Regions from separate parts of the Homo sapiens genome. Here region 2 is linked to region 1. The links are chromatin loops, found by intact Hi-C in ENCODE. Cell type or tissue: sigmoid colon. All regions are shown on one strand. Links, peaks and the distances in the headings refer to the core of each region. The heading gives the core; the rest is flanking DNA.

Region 1 (7,583 bases), core at 1,873-5,872:
CAAAATGATTGCACTGACTTATGTCCCTTCCCTTGCAGGTAGAATGTCTTTCTGTGAGCCTCCTCTTTGGTGATGGTGTTCTTTCAACATATCTCATATTTGAATGTTTACACTGTAATGTGATAGCCCAATTAAGAGTGGAGATGCTGTCACATAAGGCACCGTATGATAAGTGTCAGAAGAGAAACACAAGATGCTTTGAGCTCCCAAATAGAGGGGAATGGAAAAAGTTTCATGGCATTTGAGATAATCTTTGATAAAGGAGCAGAATGTTGGCAGGTGGAGATGTGGGGGAGGAGGATCCAGGCAGTGGTAAGGAAGGGGGCTCTGTGTCCTGGGGAGAAATAGAGAAAGTCTTGGAAAGTAAGTTCATGTCACCTTACAGGGCCTTGAATGTCAGGCGAAATAACTTATTCAACTTCGTAGGTGATGAGAGCTGTGGAAGGCTTTGAGCAGGAGAGCAACATGGTTATAGCTGAGTGGAAATCATTTGAGTCCAGAAGTTGCTGGATTACCATATGGAGCTGGAGACTATAGCTGCAGAAATCGTGTGGCTGTTGAAATAATCTAGTGGAGAGGGCTGTTGGGGACATGTACAGTTAGTTATCTTATTTTCATTTTCCTCCTGTTGATGTAATTTCTGTGACCAGAGTCTTGTTCTATTTTAATCTGCAAAGCATGCTGTTCAGTATGACATGTAATAAATGTTGAACCCTCTTTGGGGAGTCAGTCAATCATGAAGACAATTATTTTGACTTGAGACAAAGAAAATGAAAGTCCTGAGGAAAAGTGTTCACATTTGCTATTTTAAGCTGGGAGAGCAAATGTTCTCAGAACTCTGCGGTCCCTTGGATTGGGTGCAGTTTGCTCTGCTGAGCGTGAGTTGGCAGCCCTGCCTGCTTGAACATGGCTGCCGCTTGTTGTTCAGGTTGAGTGGACTTTCCTGGTGGGGCCGAACACCCCTCGCATTTCGGCAGCACCCACGTGGGCCTCTTGTTCACAGGAGTGTCCTGAACAGAACAGTTTCTGTAAGAAAGAAGCCTTCATAAATATTTGTTAAAGAAGTTTCAGGCCGGGTGCGGTGGCTCACACCTGTAATCCCAGCACTTTGGGAGGCCGAGGCGGGCGGATCACGAGGTCAGGAGTTCGAGACCAGCCTGACCAACACTGGTGAAACCCCGTCTCTACTAAAAATACAAAGAAAAAAAATAAAGCTGGGCGTGGTGGTGTGTGCCTGTAATCCCAGCTACTCGGGAGGCTGAGGCAGGAGAATCGCTTGAATCCTGGAGGTGGAGGTTGCAGTGAGCCGAGATCATGCCATTACACTCCAGCCTGGGGGACAGGGTGAGACTCCGTCTCAAAAGAAAAAAAAAGGAGAAAGAAGTTTTCTAGCTAGAAAGGAGAGGCTAAGATGTCTGAAGGCTTAAAGCGGTGCCCTTGTGCCTTGACTGCTTCCTGGGTTGCCCAGGCTGACCTGCGGGTCCCCTGTGGGCTTCACTATGGCTCTAAGGGAGGTGGAGTCTGCGGTGTCCACACCCCCTGCACTCTGAAGGACCCTCCTTCCTTGAGAGAAGTCCCTGCGAAGTCCTCCTTCAGAAGTGTTCGGGGGGTGAAACGGGGACGCATGTCCTGCACATCCGAGGCTCACCGTATGGGCCCAGGCTCCTTTCTGTCATTGATACCAATTGACCTTATGTGTGCTGAGGACAGTCTTTGGCCCTGGACCCAGGATGTTTCTGAGGTTACAAGTCCAGCTTGGTGGCAAACCGATAAGGCCCATGAAGGCTCGCCAGCTCCACAGGTGTCAGACGGGCCTCAGGGCAGGAGTGTCTTTCTCCTCTCCTTGTCCTGTGATGCAGGTCACTTCCCATGATGTCCCCAGTGAATGGCCCGGGCTGGGTTGCCTGATGGGTGCTGGCCTGTGGGAATGTACTCCTTAACAAGGAGGAAGAGCCAGGTGTGCCCAGTGGCCAAGAACATGAACCCATGCCCCCTTGCAGGGCTTCAAGTAGATCAGGCAGCTGGGGCAGATTTCTTAAGGCTGTGGTCAGAAATGAGTACTTTTTTTTTTTTTTTGGTCATCATAAAGCAGTACAGGAAAAGCACTTAAAATATATTTAAGGCCTTTAATTTATAATGCATTCTTAAATAAATGTTCTTTGTCTACCTAAATTACCATGGACTGTTTCAGACCAAGTTCACAGAAGGTATTTTTTCATTTTTTGTGCCATACTTTGGTCATTTTAACAGGCAGACAAGAACAGCTTTTGATGATGAGAGAATCATTAAAGATTCTGTTAAGAAACCTGGTATTATAATGAGCAGAACAGAAAGGAACTTGAGTATATGATAAATTAGTTAACCAGATTATGTAAGTTGTAGGAATAGAAATTCCCTAACCAGCCCAATATGTATTCAAATTAAATACGTATTCGAGAGGGAGAATATTTACTTATTATTGCCATGCATATTATAGAAAACTTCTCAAGTCAGGCATCGTTGAATTTTCAATTTAAAAACTAGTTTGAGGCATAATGTAATAAATCTGTTTTGCATTTTTATTTTCAGTTTCCCAGGAAAGATTTCAGTTATAGATGGTGTATTATCACAATTTCAGGAGCAACAGTTGAGATTTGTGATTTCTATTAACCAAAGCCTTTTGGGTTGGCTATTCTTGTTGAAAAACTTAATTAAAAATTATTTTTTACTGCTTATTTAAAACATTTTTACCTTTTTCATGCAAGTTCTCTGTCTTCAAATTATACCGTGTTTCCTTTACTAGAAATGTCTGTATTTAGTGACCGAAGATTGCCCTTGTCTTCTGTTCTTGGCCAGTTGCCACTGTCCCTCCCCCTCATCCCTGCACCGTTGGTTCTCTTGACCCTGTCTGTAATGGCTTTATATTAACTTTTCTCTTTTTGAGTTGATCCGCTGAAAAATTTTAATGGTGGTGGGATTAAAGAGATCCCCACTTCTTTGTCATTTCCTTTAAAAATATTTTACAATTTTCTCCTTTTCTACAAGGTTTTTTTGCATCAATATAGGAACAATTATGGTGCAAACCTTTTACAACAAACTCTATTCCTGCATTGTACCTCCACACCACCAGGGTAAATGGTAAAACTCTGAGAACTTCCCTTTTTCTCAGGCTGTTGTTTCTAGAGATACATTCATTATAAATCAGTGTTGAAAAAGCTCCTACCTCAAAGTCTTTAACTCTGTATATGTTTATTTTGTGCTCTCTCTTATCTTCCAAACTTATTAGAAGCAAAATCAAGGTTGACTGATAGGAAATTAGCAGGATCCCTTTCCTTCCCAGCTGGGAAATGGGTAATAAGCATCAGATGACATTTCATTTACTTATTTATTATTATTTTTAGAAACAGGGTCTCGCTCTGTTACTGAGGCTGGAGTGCAGTGGCACAATCATAGCTCACTGCAGTCTCAGCTCCTGGTCTCAAGCCATCCTCCCATCTCAGCATCCTGAGAAGCTAGGACTATAGGTGCATGCCACCATGCCCAGCTTTTTAAGTTTTTTTTTTTTTTTTTGGAGAGACAGGGTCTTGAACTTCTGGCCTCAAGTGATTCTCCCCGCTTGGCCTCCCAAAGTGCTTAGATTACAGGCATGAGCCAACATGCCCAGCCTCATATGATATTTCAAGTAGATCTATGAGTGATCATTCCATGATTTTCTTTTTTAAAATAAAAACAGTGACATAGGTAGTCCTTGACTCCAGAATACCAATTACAAGTGTTCTGGATATATGGACACTGCATCTTATCATCTCCCCCGGTCCTGCCTCTGGCACTGTGCCCACCCATGCCCAATCCTTCCTAAAAGCAGAGCTGACACGCAACGTGGCCAGGACCTTTCCTCTCCGGCCCGACACTGCTGGAGGCATTAAGGGAACTCCCGGGCCTACCCCAGCTGTCGTGGTGACCTCTGATGCTGCTAGGTTCCTCATAATGGTGCCTGTTTTTCCTATTTCCAGGAGCTTCAACCTGTAGAACCCTTGACCGTACTAACCTTTGAGAACACTGCCTGTGTTCTCAACATCAAAGAGCAACCTTGGGAGTCTCGGACTGGGTGAAACGAGCACTGGGGATGTTGAACTGGGCTTCAGAATATACTTGTCAACAGAAATGAAACTAAATAGCAGTTAGGTCTTGTTCATAGTGTTGTTAAGCTTCATCGTGGTGAAATGGGCTTTCCAGGGTTGACTTGAGAACTCTTCCACCATGTAATAGTGGAAAATGCTTTGGGGTATGAAGTATTCATCAATATGAGAGTAAATATTTGGAATATAAACCTGTTCATACTGTATAGACTACCAACGTGAATTTCATCTCAATTATGAAAGCATTCTGGGAGACTATGCTTCTTCATTTTATTTTCAGTATTTCTTTTTTTCCTTCCTGTAATATAGCAATAAGACCAACCTCTTAGTTAAATAAATTTGGCCAGGTACAGTGGCTCATGCCTGTAATCCCAGCACTTTGGGAGGCCGAGGCGGGCAGATCACCTGAGGTTAGGAGTTTGAGACCAACTTGGCCAACATGGAAAAACCCCGTCCCTACTAAAAATACAAAAGTTAGCTGGGTGTGGTGGCGCATGCCTGTAATCTCAGCTACTCGGGAGGCTGAAGCAGGAGAATCACTTGAACCCAGGAGGCAGAGGTGGCAGTGAGGCAAGATCATGCCACTGCACTCCAGCCTGGGTGACAGAGCAAGACTCTGTCTTAAATAAATTAAATACGTAAGTAAATAAATAAATTTTAGAGAAAAATGACTTGTAGTCCCGAAACCCCAGCAAGTCAAATTCTTTGCATCTGACATCCAGACACTGTGTATTCCTACTCGTTGTGCAGAAGCAATTTTTAAATTCTTTAAAAAAAAAACAAACTTTAACATCATAACAAATTGAGTCCTCTGCATTTCACAGTCTTCATGTTTGTGATTTTTGAGTGTAGACTGTTCTAGGCAGCAGATATGCTACAGTTTGGTTAACCTTTCTTTGCGTTTATAGCCTTTTTATTGCTTGTGTTTATAGCCTTTTTATTCCTTGGGATGATTTCCCAAAGCCAAATTCCTATAAGTGACAAATTATGGGTATTTATGGTATTGGTCCACATTGATTTCTGTGTGTGTTGAATCACATTGCCATCAACCCCAGCAATGTAACATTGACTGTTACTTTTTTTTTTCTGAGATGGAGTCTTGCTCTGTCTCCCAGACTGGAGTGCAGTGGCATGATTTCAGCTCACTGCAACCTCTGCCTCTCAGGTTCAAGGGATTCTCCTGCCTCAGCCTTTCGAGTAGCTGGGATTACAGACATCTGCTACGACGCCTGGGTAATTTTCTGTATGTTTAGTAGAGACAGGGTTTCACCATGTTGGCCAGGCTGGTCTCCAACTCCTGACTTCAGGTGGTCCACCTGCCACAGCCTCCCAAAGTGCTGGGATTACAAGTGTGAGTCACTGCGCCCGGCTGACTTGTTATTCTACTTTCAAAAAGATGATCTCCAGAAAAATTTCCTGGGCCATTTTAAGAAAAATTATTGATTATAGGCAGCTGTTTTAAATTGACCAGAAAAGTGAGGAAGCCAGAGAAATTTGCTTGTACAAGTAATAAAAAAGAACTTGGTCCGTCTAATTTTGAGTTGGTATTTTATCAAGTGAAGTAGATTTAATGAGATGTCTATGTTTCTTCAGTCCCTCACCTAAGCCACAAGTTGTATACGTGTCACACACGCAAACCCCGGCAGGGTGTGTCAGCAACCATTCACAAGTAAGATGCCATGCTGCCAGCCCTTGTCTTCCAATAATTATGGTTGCCAATTACCAGACAACCAGACTGTTCTTTTTTTTTTTTTTCGAGATGGAGTCTCACTCTGTTGCCCAGGCTGGAGTGCAGTGGTGCAATCTAGGCTCACTGCAACATCTGTCTCCCGGGTTCAAGCGATTCTTCTGCCTCAGCCTCCCAAGTAGCTGAGACTACAGGCTTGCACCACCACGCCTGGCTAATTTTTGTATTTTTAGTAGAGACAGGGTTTCACCATATTGGCCAGACTGGTCTTGAACTCCTGACCTCGTGATCCACCCGCCTCGGCCTCCCAAAGTGCTGGGATTACAGGCGTGAGCCACTACGCCCAGCCAAGACTCTTCTTACATATGTTTATTTCCCCTCATAGAAGCAGCCAGCTGACTTATTTAGAGCAACCTGTCAGAGTGCGTGGGATCGTAGTCTACGAAGTGATGTCTTGTGTAGAGCAATGGTGTATTCCTGTCAAATTTCCTGCTGGCATTTCTTGGTGTTAGTGTTTTCTTATCCAAAAATAGGGCTTGCATGTCATTAAAACCTTCGTTGAAGCAATTAATAAAAGATTCTGGTAAGTTTCTGGAGACATTCTTTAATTATTCAAAACTCTTTGGGCACATTCTTCAAGTAGCAACCCACTTTGCTGTACCTTCATCCAGCCCCAATTCCTGTCTAATTCACAACCATGTCATGCTTGTTTCTTCCAAATGCCTTGTGGAAATCCAGCTATGATATGGCTCTAACAGTCTCCTTATCTCCCAGCCTAGACATCTGTCAAAGACAGAAAGGAGATGATTGTGGCCTGATTTAGTCTTAATGAAGCCATCTTAGCTTCTAGTGATCCTTGCTTCATTTCCTGAGTCCTTTTATTTATAACAGTCCATTTGGACATAGTCTTTTAGCAGTATATTTTAATTTCTTGAACTACACAAAAATTAATAGATTCTTTAGTTCATTGCCTGTTTATTTTCTAGATGGATTTTCTTTTGCTTTATCATGCTCTATAATGCATTCTTCATGGATTTTTGTATTGCTGAAAATTTGTATATGAATAATTTTATTTTTATTATACACCATTTTATTTTATTTTCTATTTATTATTATTATTATTTTTTGAGACGAAGTTTTGCTCTTGTTGCCCAGGCTGGAGCGCAATGGCACAATCTCGGCTTGTTGCAACCTCCGCCTCCTGGGTTCAAGCGATTCTCCTGCCTCAGCCTCCCGAGTAGCTGGGATTACAGGCGCCTGCTACCATGCCTGGCTGATTTTTATTTAACTAGTAGAGACAGGGTTTCACCACGTTGACCAGGCTGGTCTGGAACTTCTGACCTCAGGTGATCCACCCGCCTCGGCCTCCCAAAGTGCTGGGATTACAGGCGTGAGCCACCGTACCTGGCTCCTATTTTTTAAAATTTCTTTTCATAGAATACATTTCACATTATATGCCCAGTGTTCCATTATTGGAACGCTAAGCATGTGGAAGTTATTTATATCTTGTTCAAAGTCATTGCCAAGGTCTGATTTTGCAGTTCAAAAAATTGCAACCTCAGGCATAAATGGGTTAGTGATTCCCACGGTGGGAAAATAACAATTTATTACTTAGAATTTTATTTTTGTGGACAGATTATTTTAGATCAAGTAAAACACATTTGAGAATTAAGTCTCAGTTTAGAGTCTGTAATATTTTGATACATCAACAAGGGGGACCTAGTCCTTAAATGGAACTTCTCTATATTCAGAAGCTCTCCAAGCCTTTCTTTCTAGGA
Region 2 (7,583 bases), core at 1,437-5,436, 120 kb after region 1:
AATGGTTCCTTTGGTGGAGTTTCCTAAATACCATGGCTAAACCCCTCCCTCCTCTGAAGGGTTATAGCCACAGCCTGAAATAAATCTGTACATCAGTAATTAGGCATCACAAAGATGACACAGACATCCTCATCATCCACACAGCTGTGCTTATGCCCAGGTGCATCTGCCTTCATGTGGCCCAGAGCACATTAGATTGAAGAATTTGAAACTAGGAATTTAAATATTCCAATCTTAGTGAAATTTTCAAAAATGGCTATTTTGCTAATTTATAAAGTCTGAAATGTGGAGGTTTCGAGTTGACATTTGGAGATGGGGTAGATATCAGTTACAAGTGTGAACACTTGGTAGATTTTAGAGGATGGGATGAAACTCGTGGGCTGTCCAGTTGAAGGTGTTGTGTGACTGGTGGTGGTGGGTGGTGGTGGGTGGTGTGGGCCAGGATGTTGATTTGTTTCAAAGAGTAACTTTATCCCCTAAGAAAGACAGTATTTTTGAGTACACTCAAATTGTTTATTGAGATTTGATTTTATTTGTCTTAAGTTTCCTGTTGGAGATGAATCTCAATATATCCTTCCTCCTGCCCCCTTGCAGAGAGAAGCTCTTTGGAAATGCAGGGTCAGAGTCCCCTTCCCCATTACCTAAGAAGGAGAGGTCAAAGGGCATAGCAATAGCATTCCCAGAAATTGTTAGGGTTCATGGAGCAGGAAACAGGCTCTATCTGTGGGAAGTTTGTGAAAGGCAAGGGAGGTAGTAAGGAAATTCAGTGGAAAACTGGGTTAAGGACCTGTTGCTTCTTAGTAATCATTAACTTCTTAGTTACAGCAGAAACAATCACACTTACAAATTAACAGCAGCACCACTCTTGATTGAACTTTCACTGTGGCCCTGGTGGCCTAATGTATCTATTGTGATATTTTTCATGTTTACTGCAAACCTGCAAGCTTCAGGAAGTTATCCTCATTTTGCACATGGGAAACTGAAGCCCAAAATGATCAGTACTATGTCAAAGTCCCATGGCTAAGGAATGACTGAGTGGGATTTAATCCCAGGTTTTTTTTGTTTGTTTGTTTCCTCTCCCAAAGGAAAGCAGTTGCCAAAGTACTAGCAGGTCTGTGTGTGACTCCCTCTCCCACCTCCAGCCCTGGTTTGCTTCCTGTTAGGGCAATGAATTTTGGCCTTTTAAATATTTTAGTATCTTTTAATTTCATGACATACTCTCTTCATCCTTTCCTGCCAGTTGAGAGCAAGGAAAATCGGCAGATAGCAAATCAGGGTGCTGTGTGTGTGTGTGCATGTGCGTGTGTGTGTGTGCACACACGTGCACACGTTGGGAAAGTGGTGGCTTTTCAATGCAATCCCAGCCGTATTCTGGTTGGTGGCCCTTTCTTACACTTTAAAAATCTTATCCTTCTGGAGAAACTTTAAATAAAGTAAGAGCCTTTGAAATTCTCCTAGAGAGAACTCGTACTTTCAAAAATAAACTTTGATGAGCAGGAATGGCTACCGTAATGATGGGTTTGCCTGCCTGCAATGTAACTGCTGTTCTTTTATTTCGTTTTGTTTTTTTTTGTTGTTTTTTGTTTTTTTTTGAGACGGAGTCTCGCTCTGTCACCCAGGCTGGAGTATAGTGGCACGATCTTGGCTCACTACAACCTCCGCCTCCCAGGTTCAAGCAGTTCTCCTGCCTCAGCCTCTGGAGTAGCTGGGATTATAGGCACCTACCACCATGCTTGGCTAATTTTTGTATTTTTTTAGGTAGAGACAGGGTTTCACCATGTTGGCCAGGCTGGTCTTGAACTCCTTACCTAAGGCGATCTGCCTGCATTGACCTCCCAAAGTGCTGGGATTGCAGGTGGTAACTGCTTTTTTTTTTTTTTTTTTTCTTTGAGACGGAGTCTCGCTCTGTCGCCCAGGCTGGAGTGGAGTGGCGTGATCTTGGCTCACTGCAAGCTCCACCTCCCGGGTTCATGCCATTCTCCTGCCTCAGCCTCCCTAGTAGCTGGGACTACAGGCGCCCGCTACCACGCCTGGCTAATTTTTGTATTTTTAGTAGAGACAGGGTTTCACCGTGTTAGCCAGGATGGTCTCAATCTCCTGACCTTGTGATCTGCCTGCCTCGGCCTCCCAAAATGCTGGGATTACAGGCGTGAGACACTGCGCCCAGCCAGTAAATGCTATTTTTAAGGTGGTCATAGCTCAGTTTGCAAGGTGCATGTTTGTGCTTCAAACTGTAAGTATTCAAGATAGAGAAAAGATGGATTTATTCTAGCATTTCAGTTTTAATTTTGATGATACAAGAAATTCATAATGCTTCCCCCCCCACCGGAAAAGAGGTCAGTATAGCTCAGTGGAATAATTAGTACACCCAGCTGGGGCAGAGCTGTTTTTTAAAACTAGGAGGCTTTAGAAGATGGGGACATTATTTATAAGAAAAAATTTGAAGCATCTCTTACATCAGTTTATAAGCCTCTCCTGCATAAGAACCATCACAACAGAGCCGCGGCGTTTTCTTGAGTCACTATAGAGGCCGTGTGCACAGGGCGCTCTGCCTTCTCCCTCAGCTGGGCTCACTGGCTTACCCGAGGTCTTTACAGTGCGGCTTCTGACTTTATCACAGACATAATTTGGCTAAAGAGGGCAGGAGGAGAAGTGGGCCAGGGTTTTCTTTCATGGGCTACTCCAGAAGTCAAGCTGTTTTAGGTTGAACTGTGCTCCCTCCAAAATATGTTGAAGTCCTAAGCCCTGTGAATGTGACTTAATTTGGAAGCAGAGTCCTTACAGATGTAATGAAGATGTAAGTTAAAGTGAAGTCACTCTGGAATCGGGTGGGTCATAATACACACACACACACACACACACACACACACACTCACTCGAATCGGGTGGGTCATAATACACACATACACTCTGGAATCGGGTGGGTCATAATACACACACACACATACACTCTGGAATCGGGTGGGTCATAATACACACACACACACACACACACACACACACACTCTGGAATCGGGTGGGTCATAATCCTCCCCTTCCCCCAAACACACACACACACACACACACACACCTGCACAAACGTGCAGGCCCAGGGAGAAGGCCGTGTGATGATGGGGGCAGAGACTGCAGTGCTGGAGCCACAAACCCAGGAGCGGGATGCCAGGGCTTGCCAGCGCCACCAGGAGAGGCATGGAGCAGATTCTCCCAGAACCTTCAGGAGGAACCGGCCCTGCTAATGCCTTGACCTTGGACTTACTGGCCTCCTGAACTGTGAGAGAATAAACTTCTGTTCCTTTAAGCCACCCATGAATGGACCTTTGTCCCTAAGAAACTGATACTCAAGCCAGCTACCTAAGGCTGCTGTTGGACTTACTCTCTATGATAGCTAAGGCTCCCCTCGCAGCCCCAGCTGAAAGATTTTTGCTTTGGTCTGCTAGCCTTTTTAGCATGAGTCTATCGTCATTCCTTTAGAGAAAAAAAATGCGGAAGAAGTAACATGGCACAACACTGGGAAGGGATCATAGGGAAGGACCTGCCAGCCGCCTCCTCATCTCGGCCCGCTCTTTGCTCACCTCCTCGCCCCACAAGAGCGCCTGTGATAGCCCACTTTTAGGAAAGACTAGACTTCGAGAAAAACCCACCACCTTGCAAGTCATCATCATCTAAACAAAGACTGGGTTTAGGATGAGGGTCCCATCCTCACGGCTCACTCACCGTTTGGCAGGTTGCCAAGGCTGCCCAAGCTACAGGTCCCTCTTGTGTAACACGGATTGAGCTGGGTCCAAGCTCAGGCATGTAGGGAGAAGAACGTGTGTGCGGATGGGTACAGGTGCAGGCAGGGAGGCTTGGGGTTGAACACTAGATCTTACGTCAGTGTTTGACATGGAGCCAGTGTTATAAGTCACATTCTTCTTGGTGAGAAAGTGAAAGTAGCAAACATTTTCCTGAGATCCTACTATATACCTGGCATTCTGCTGGTTAGCAACATTTATTATATTTTATGTCTTTTTTTTTTTTTTTTTTTTTTTTGAGATGGAGTCTTGCTTTGTCGCCAGGCTGGAGTGCACTGGCGCAATCTCGGCTCACTGCAACCTCCGTCTCCCGGGTTCAAGCGATTCTCCTGCCTCAGCCTCCCGAGTAGCTGGGACTACAGGCGTGTGCCACCATGCCCAGCTAATTTTTGTATTTTTAGTAGAGACAGGGTTTCACCATGTTGGCCAGGATGGTCTCGATCTCTTGACCTCATGATCTGCCCGCCTCGGCCTCCCAAAGTGCTGGGATTACAGGCATGAGCCACCGTGCCCAGCCTATGTCATCTTGTTATTCATTTTATAATTTCAAGACGGCTCAAAAAAGAAAGAGGTGGGGAAATGTTTGTGGTGGAATCCTGGGTAGTTTGACATGACAGCAGAATTTGCTTAAAGCAAATTAAATGAAATCAGCCAGGCCCTGCAAATTGCTGTCTCCTTTTTGAGGCAATTAGACCCCACGAATAACCCAGCTCTTGTGGTCCTGCGGGACGCATTTCCCAGAGCACCTCTAGGGAAATAGGATGAGCCAATTAAGGAAGAGAGGGGCAGACCGATTGTCCTTATTGTATGTATGTATTGTTGGGAGGAGCTTTGTGTTTGCTTGGGACTCGGATTGAAGATAGCAGATGGTTCAAAGACTTGGAGTGGAGAAGGTTGGAAAAACACCAGGACCCTGTGTGGGCGAGAGAGAAGCTAAAACACCCAGAGCTGGGAGGCCAAGTCATGGATGGCCAACAGGACAGCGCTCCCAGGGCTCCTTAAATGGCTCTTTGGGCCTTCTCAGATGGTTACACAATAACAATCGACTGTGAGTTAAAGATGAAATTTTGTTCATTTGTTTGTTTTTTAAAACAGGGTCTTGCCCTGTCACTCAGGGTGGAGTGCTGTGGTGTGATTCTGGCTCACTGCAGCCACAGTACACCTCAGCCTCCTGAGTAGCTGGGACCACAGGCACATACCACCATGCCCAGCTGTTTAACGTTTTTGCTGAGACAGAGATCTCACTATATTGCCCAAGCTGTCTCGAACTCCTGGGCTCAAGCAATGCCCCGCCTCTGCCTCCCAAAGTGCTGGGATTACAGGTATGAGCACCCCTCCCAGACAAGGATGAAGTGTTTTATGCGAAGATGGTCCATTAAACCAGCTGATGTGTTATGATCAAGCACTTATCTAAATTTTCCTGAACTTTACAACTCAAGTTACTTGTGCCCGTTTGTCTCCACTCCTAAAGGAGTTTCAGGAGATAGATGTGAGAACAGGTGGCCTTTCATGAAAGTGCCATGTGCAGTAGGAAAAACCAGGCTGTGTCTGGGAAGGCTGAGGAGTGCAGCAGTGGGTGGAGACGGCCGTGCTTAGGAGCTCACATCTGCTCGCTCTTCCTTCCTTCGCCTCGTGGTGTCCTGGAAAACAAAAGATGCAGAGGAGACTGTGAATGCTTGAGTCACTGCAGTGAGGAGACTTCAGAATTCACTGGTGGTTTTCTGAGTCCCAGCCCAGCAGTAAGAGCAGTCGGGCAGTAAGAAATTTCTTGCCAATTTCGCTTCCAAAGGTGAGTTACAATTGTGATCCTCAAATAAAATAGCTCCTAGAACTTCACATTTTTCAGCGTCTTATTGTCATTGATAATCTTCAGTGGTTTCAGATGTTCAGGCCTCTCCCTCCTATGGACAGTATCACCAGTGCCTTCCAACAGTGACACTGAAGTGCGGCTTATGTCATGGACCCGGGGAATGCGGAGGAATCTGTCACATGAGACGGTTTCGGCTGGAGTATGTCAACCCTCATGGTTGCTGTTGAATTTGTTTGTGAACATTTGACTGCAGGCTGCTCTCATTCAGTGTGTGTCAACCCTTGTCTCAGGAAGGTGCTGAGCTATTTTTAACAGTAGAGTGAAGAGCTACCGCCTTGGCTCGAACCAGCTGTCCCCTACTCTCAGATGTGGACTCCCTAAAAAAGTCATAACACCATTAACAAGCAAAACCCCTAGCCAACAGGGGGTTCCTGTTGGCAGTCAGGCACTGCTGGAAGTTGTTTCCTTGTGAAAAACTATTTAATCTCCATGAGAATCCTGCTAGGTAGTTCTTGGATCATCCCAAATTTTGTAGATGTGGAAACAAAGGCATAGAGAGGTTAAAGAACTTGTTCCAGGTCACACAGCCCATGCGTGGCAGATCCTCTGCAGCTCCTGGTGCACCCTGCAGACACAGGACCCGGAGCCCCCTCCCCATCCAGGTGAGGCCCATTGCCCTGGAGAGCTCAGCCTCCAGCAGCCATGCCTTTGGGGTCCCACCTCTTTCGCCTTGGGGGTCTCCCAAGTCATCTTCATCCTTGCGTTGTAACACAGCTAAAGTTTTTATTTGTAACTAGTGGATGCCAGAACACTGCGTTGCAAGCATGTGTATAGCTTTACCCAGTGATTCCGTCATGGGGAGATTTTGCCGAAATGAGTCTTGTCCCCTTCAGTTGGTTTGAGCAGCCACCGCTGTGATGGAACCAGAGATAACACCAGGCCTGACATTTGAGGGTGTGTGTAGGTAGGTTCTTTGTGAAGAATTAACTCCCGCTCAGAAGCAACCAGTTGGAAAGCAAATAGGGGTGCTTTTCACATCCCACTTTGGTTACACGTTCTCAGTAGGTTAGGAAAGTTTAGGAAGGAACACCTGTGAGGCTGATTCTGAAATCACCCCCAGAATTACAGTTTTTGCAAGTGTAGGGCTTCCTTTTGGAGAACAAGCAGCTCCATGCTCAGCACACAGACACACACAGCCATGTGGAGTGCAGGGCGACTTCTCTCTGCTTCCAGCTGCCACTCCCTATTTCTAGCGTTGCTGCCAAGAAGATGGGTTATTAGTTTGGCCAAAGCTAATCCTAAAGGAAATTGCAGGTACCAGAGAGAGAGAAGGGAGAGCAAGAGAGATTTCAAACATGAAATCTCATTTTTAAAAATTGCATGTGTGGTTTTGTTTGTTTGATTTTAGAGCTGGGGTCTTGCGCTGTCACCCAGGCTGGGGTGCAGTGGTACGATCATAGCTTACTGCAGCCATGAACTCCTGGGCTCAAGGGATCCGCCTGCCTCAGCTTCCTGAGTAGCTGGCACAGCCACTTGCCCACACAACTAGCAAATGAAACCCCATTTTGGGTGGTCTCCTTCCTTGTTTTGAACCGGAGGCATTGACTCCATAAGTATATTTGAAAATGGAAATTTGTCCTGACGACAAAATCCCCTTCCTTATAGTCCAAGACCCTTTCCAGCTGAAAAGGTGATTGGTTGCTATCCACTTGTTATCCAAAGAAGGTAAAGATGGGGTTTGAGTTTTTAATTGATTCCCCTCTGTCTTTTGCTGTAAGTGGCTCCATACCACTTAGGTGGGGCTGTCATAACCACACGTCACTGACTGGATGGCTTAAACAACAGAATTGTATTTGCTCACAGTTCTGGAGGCTGGAAGTCCAAGATCAAGGTGTTGGCCAATTCCAGTCCTGGTGAGGGCTCTCTTCCTGGTTTGCAGAGGGCCGCCTCCTTGTAGTGTCCTTTCATGGCAGAGAGAGAGC

Evidence for each region. Hi-C counts contacts between places; a loop is a spot of excess contacts. Peaks named below come from ENCODE experiments on the same cell type or tissue, not always from the same donor. Only the 100,000 strongest peaks of a DNase experiment are listed, where the experiment ranks them.
Region 2: a loop joins it to region 1, with 2.7 times the contacts of the local background. A loop is called at or near these places in 1 of 110 quality-filtered maps.

Annotation. Positions count from the first base shown.
Region 1 is chr13:98,187,202-98,194,784 of GRCh38, forward strand. The region is part of intron 1 of FARP1 (FERM, ARH/RhoGEF and pleckstrin domain protein 1); the gene reads left to right. Among named protein-coding and RNA genes, the nearest start is that of RNF113B, 14 kb to the left of the region's middle. In sigmoid colon, for the core only: no CTCF peak of the experiment used is centred there; a DNase peak (open chromatin) is centred at 3,859; H3K27ac peaks cover 336 bases.
Region 2 is chr13:98,310,270-98,317,852 of GRCh38, forward strand. All of the region lies in intron 2 of FARP1 (FERM, ARH/RhoGEF and pleckstrin domain protein 1), which reads left to right. Among named protein-coding and RNA genes, the nearest start is that of MIR3170, 110 kb to the left of the region's middle. RefSeq lists a silencer at 3,166-3,460 and an enhancer at 5,484-6,126. In sigmoid colon, for the core only: no CTCF peak of the experiment used is centred there; DNase peaks (open chromatin) are centred at 2,534 and 3,731.